Regions from separate parts of the Homo sapiens genome. Here region 1 is linked to region 2. A link is a loop called in an ENCODE intact Hi-C map of the cell type or tissue named here. Cell type or tissue: natural killer cell. All regions are shown on one strand. Each heading gives the region's core, and the rest is flanking DNA. Links, peaks and the distances in the headings are about the cores only. Region 1 overlaps FAM3C (FAM3 metabolism regulating signaling molecule C). Region 2 has its middle 42 kb from the start of FAM3C.

Region 1 (2,918 bases), core at 122-2,621, 53 kb before region 2:
CCATGGCCTGCTCAGGCCACACCTTGCAGTGGATGCTGCATGTACCTGCCACCCATTTGTATCTCCCAACAAACCTGTTTCTAAACTCATCCCTAAGACCACAATATAAGCAATGATGATTGTCTAGCTGAATACAACTGTTTTCCATTAAAATGTCTCAGAGAATTCACATTTAGTAAAATTTCTAAATTAAAATCTCATCAAATTAAATCTCAGCCATAACATGCCTCAATTAATTTCCTTAAGAAGCAAATTAATGATTCAAGAATCTACATCAGGATAGGAGTATTGAATATATTTGAGAGCAAATCAAGGAGCATCTATGTATGATGATAATGTGCTAATTCTAAATCATTCCTATTTGTCTTCTTAGAGGGGGCATGTAAAAGCAAAGAAAATATTTACATACAATTATCTTGTATGGGTGAGGGAAGCAAAAACTTAATGGAAACTTCAGGCTGAAAACCATCAATAATTAAACAAGGATTGAACAGGTCCAGAGAAAAGGAGCACAATAGTAAAGGGAGAAAAAGGCCTTTGCTAGAAATTCAGAACTCTAAATCTAGAGGCAACAGGCGAAAGGGCTTATATATAAGTATGTTCATTAAAAGGTAGAAATATAGATATTAGAGCCACTTACCAAAACCAGAAAATGAGTCACAGAAGGATATTTTTAGGATGGAAAAAAAACCCCAAAACTCAACTTAGTACATTTATACATTTGCTCCAAAAAGTGTTACATAGGCCAAAATTTGTTTTAGTGTTTTTGATAAATATATGTCACTGAACCAAATCCAGTTGCTAATATGTAAGGTTCATAATCACCTGAGATTCAACAGCAAGGACAGCCACCACAATGTCGCTGGACAATGAAACACTGCAGCTGGAAAGAGCGCCTGAACTAGGGCCTCAGATGGACGTACTAAACTTCTTTACATGGTTGACAATTTAAACATTCCTTTGGCCCCACTATCTACTCTGATCTAATTTAGTGAAGTTTTATTACTCAGGTAGAAATCAAGCTACTATGTGAATAAGGAGTCATTGTTCTAGAATAAATTAACTTCAGGAACAACAGAGTAAAATCAAAGGTCAAGTGATACTTCCATTATTTCCTTGGGAAGTGGACTAAATCACATAAACCACAGAAACATCACTCTATATTGACAAAATTGTCATAAAAAATTATTTACCAGGAGGGGGATTTCTTGCCAGTTAACATAAACCAAGTATGAATACATACTTATGTCAGTGCAATTCACACACACCCTTATTTTATGTAATCTTCCCACCAGCCTCTAGTTGCTGGGGGCATTAAAACAGCAGCATATATGAGATCAGGGGATTTCTCTAGGGTCACATGAAGGGTAAGTAAGAAGCTCACGCTACAAACAAATCCACTTCCTTTTCACTCCAGCTGTTCACTGACACACTCTAATATAAGAGGCTTGTTGACAAAATGTCATGCCAATCAACTTGGCTTTTGCAAACTGCTTTGGGAATTGCTACAAACTACCCACTCCAGCAATTCAACAGTATGGCAAAATGACTAAGCTTGGGTATTGGAACCCCTCCTTGAAATGGAAATGATACAAGAAAATTAAACGTACAAATACACCCTTTGATGTACCTACTTAATATTAACAAACAGCACTTAATTAAACCACAGGAAAATACCACAAGTTATCCTCTACAAATAGAGAAACTATCATTCAATTCAATCCTACTTCAACTCAGTGCTGGACAAATGACAATTTTAACCCAACCAACTTAGAAAGTTCCCATGATTCTAATAATAAGGGATTCTAATAAGTAAGGGAGAATTCGCCTTCTTTGCCTATCTTTAAACTGAGACAATGCCTTCAGACTCAGACCAGACTATACCATTCATTCTCCTGGACTGTCAGAGCTTGCCAACTTGTCAGATCTTGGACTTCTCAGCATTCATAATCTCATGAGCCAATCCCTTATAATAAACATATACACACACACACACAAACACGCACATACAAATCATATACCTGTATATAAATGAAGCTATCTCCACATGTATTATAAGGAATATATGTCTATATATCTAGAGCTATATCTATACATACACACACACACGCACACATATATATATATATATATATGTAATTGGTTCTGTTTTTCTATAGAACTCAGACTAATACAGACCCCCTCAAGAACAGAATGTAAAAAATTAAATTTTTATCCCCAGAGCATTTAAAGTAAAAGAGAAAAATGAGATAATACTAAAATCAAAAGAATGCTACAACTCAAAGAGTCACTAGGGTAGGTTACTCCGATGTTGCATTTACAAACAAAAGCATGGTATTTTTTAAAAAATACTGTGTTTGCTATAAATAACTACTTTTATGTGAGTAAAACAGGGCAACTGTTGGCAAACTCTTTCTATAAAAGGGCCAGATGGTAAATATTTTTAGGCTTTATGGACCATACAATCTCTACTGCAATTACGCCACTCTGCAGTTGTAGCTAGAAAGCAACCATAGCCAACATGTGAACGAATGAGTCTAATTATATTCTAATAAAGCTTTCTTTATAGACACTGAAATTTAAATTTCATAAAATGTTCATGTGTCACAAAATTATTCTTTTGATTTTTTTTCAACCCACTTAAAAATGTGAAAACCAGTTTTGGCTTGTGGGCCATACAGGCCTAGGGGTTGTACTTTGTCAACCCCTAATAAAAAGAAATAAAAATATAAAATTTAAAAATAAAGGAATAAACATCTTTCCCAACCAGGCTCTAACAGTCCAACTTTTTTTGCTGGGCTACGTGTAGGACATACAACTTCCACATGGCTTTGACAGGTCCTCTTAGAAGTACTACTACAGATGTAGGACAGATGAAACAATCCTAATTTCTGTGCTCCACACGTGTTCATCAAACA
Region 2 (2,918 bases), core at 321-2,820:
AGTAATTTTAAAAACTATATTAAGGTTGCAATTAACTTTCTTTGTTAGACAAATAGTGCCAATATGATCTTAAGAATCTAGAAAAAATTAGAACTTGGCTTCTTTAAATGACTGCTTAATGGGTTGCTTATTATTTCCCACACCCCTGTGTTTCTCTGAAGAACAAAAGATAGAGGAACGAAATGAAGGGGAGAAAGGTGATACAATAAGGATTCCTAAAGACAACAGGCCAGGCCAGGTGCAGTGGCTCATGCTTGTAATCTCAGCACTTTGGGAGGCTCAGACAGGAGGATTGCTTGAGCCCAGGTATTTGAGACCAGCCTGGGCAACATAGCAAGACTTCGTCTCGACTAAAAAAATGATAAAAATTAGTCAGGCATGGTGGTGTCCACCTGTAGTCCTAGCTTCTCAGGAGGTTGAGGTATGAGGATTGCTTGAACTCAAGAGTTGGAGGCTGCAGTAGTGAGCTATAACCGTGCCATTGCACTCCAGTGAGACCTCGTCTTAGGAAAAAAAAAAAAAAAAACCCGAAAGGGAACAAGACAACTCCAAGTGGCTCTAAAGAAGGCACCTTCACAGAATTCTGAAGAGGGAGTCTGTCTTGGGGCACATTATTCCAGATTTTTATCTCCTCAAATGGATGATCTGATATATGAAGTCACCCCCCTTATCATATCAGCTGGAACCTTCCTCCAGGGTGCAGATCCTTTCCTTTTTATTTATATGAAGAGCCTCCCTACATATTTGCACTCATGCCTTCCACATTGATAAATGGCTTTCACTTAGTGCTATGACAACTCTTCTCTGGAACTCTCTCAGTTCTCAACTCATGATTAATAGTTTCAGTTAACATTCTTTCCTTTACTTATCTTAGTAATTTACAGAGATGAACTTGCTCTCTCTGTTGTAACAAGTACAAGTATACGTAGCTTCACATTTTATACATTCCATTAGAAAATGGTGCAGAAAAGGAGGATCTCTGACCAGATAAAAGAGAGGGTCTCTGGTCTCTGACTAGATAAAGATAGTTCCCCTAATCCTTCTTGACCACAGATATTACTTTTGGTCAGCATCCAAAATCTTTTTAATAAGAAGGTAAGCAGTCTGTCCGTTCTCAGATCTCAAACTCCATGCTGGGAGAACCACTACTCTCTTCAAAGCTGTCACATAGGGACATTTAAGTCTGCAGAGGTTTCTGCGTCTTTTGTTCGGGTATGCCCTGCCCCCAGAGGTGGAGTCTACTAAGGCAGGCAGGCCTCCTTGAGCTGCGGTGGGCTCCACCCAGTTCGAGCTTCCCAGCTGCTTTGTTTACCAGCTCAAGCCTCAGCAATGGCAGGCGCCCCTCCCCCACCCTCGCTGCCGCCTTGCAGTTCCATCTCAGTCTGCTGTGCTAGCAATGAGCGAGGCTTCGTGGGTGTGGGACCCATGCCCTCTCTGACCTCTCCTATTCAACATAGTGTTGGAAGTTCTGGCCAGGGCAATCAGGCAGGAGAAAGAAATAAAGATATTCAATTAGGAAAAGAGGAAGTCAAATTGTCCCTGTTTGCAGATGACATGATTGTATATTTAGAAAACCCCATCGTTTCAGTCCAAAATCTCCTTAAGCTGATAAGCAACTTAGGCAAAGTCTCAGGATACACAATCAATGTGGAAAAATCACAAGCATTCTTATACACCAATAACAGACAGAGAGCCAAATCATGAGTGAACTCCCATTCACAATTGCTTCAAAGAGAATATAATACTTAGGAATCCAACTTACAAGGGATGTGAAGGAACTCTTCAAGGAGAACTGCAAACCACTGCTCAACGAAATAAAAGAGGATACAGGCAAATGGAAGAACATTCCCTGCTCATGGATAGGAAGAATCAATAGCATGAAAATGGCCATACTGCCCAAGGTAATTTATAGATTCGATGCCATCCCCATCAAGCTACCAAAGACTTTCTTCACAGAATTGGAAAAAACTACTTTAAAGTTCATATGAAACCAAAAAAGAGCCCGCATTGTGAAGACAATCCTAAGCCAAAAGAACAAAGCTGGAGGCATCACGCTACCTGACTTCAAACTATACTACAAGGCTACAGTTACCAAAACAGCATGGTACTGGTACCAAAACAGAGATATAGACCAATGGAACAGAACAGAACCCTCAGAAATAATACCACACATCTACAACCATCTGATCTTTGACAAACCTGAAAAAAACAAGCAATGGGGAAAGGATTCCCTATTTAATAAATGGTGCTGGGAAAACTGGCTAGCCATGTGTAGAAAGCTGAAACTGGATCCCTTCCTTACACCTTATACAAAAATTAATTCGAGGTGGATTAAAGACTTAAATGTTAGACCTAAAACCATAAAAACCCTAGAAGAAAACCTAGGCAATACCATTCAGGACATAGGCATAGGCAAGAACTTCATGTCTAAAACACCAAAAGCAATGGCAACAAAATCCAAAATTGACAAGTGGGATCTAATTAAACTAAAGAGCTTCTGCACAGCAAAAGAAACTACCATCAGAGTGAACAGGCGATCTACAGAATGGGAGAAAATTTTTGCAATCTACTCATCTGACAAAGGACTAATATCCAGAATCTACAAAGAACTCAAACAAACTTACAAGAAAAAAACAACCCCATCAAAAAGTGGGTGAAGTATATGAACAGACACTTCTCAAAAGAAGACATTTACACAGCCAACAGACACTTGAAAAAATGCTCATCATCACTGGCCATCAGAGAAATGCAAATCAAAACCACAATGAGATACCGTCTCACACCATTAGAATGGCGATCATTAAAAAGTCAGGAAACAGGTGCTGGAGAGGATGTGGAGAAATAGGAACACTTTTACACTGTTGGTGGGACTGTAAACTAGTTCAACCATTGTGGAAGACAGCATGGCGATTCCTCAA

Evidence for each region. Peaks named below come from ENCODE experiments on the same cell type or tissue, not always from the same donor. Only the 100,000 strongest peaks of a DNase experiment are listed, where the experiment ranks them.
Region 1: it touches region 2 in a loop (1.8-fold over the local background); 27 of 110 quality-filtered maps call a loop at or near these places.

Annotation. Positions count from the first base shown.
Region 1 is chr7:121,384,578-121,387,495 of GRCh38, forward strand. All of the region lies in intron 1 of FAM3C (FAM3 metabolism regulating signaling molecule C), which reads right to left. Among named protein-coding and RNA genes, the nearest start is that of FAM3C, 10 kb to the right of the region's middle. RefSeq lists a silencer at 723-920. In natural killer cell, for the core only: no CTCF peak of the experiment used is centred there; a DNase peak (open chromatin) is centred at 1,344; H3K27ac peaks cover 1,914 bases.
Region 2 is chr7:121,437,325-121,440,242 of GRCh38, forward strand. No RefSeq gene overlaps it. Among named protein-coding and RNA genes, the nearest start is that of FAM3C, 42 kb to the left of the region's middle. RefSeq lists an enhancer at 1,111-1,405. In natural killer cell, for the core only: no CTCF peak of the experiment used is centred there; a DNase peak (open chromatin) is centred at 1,277; H3K27ac peaks cover 1,235 bases.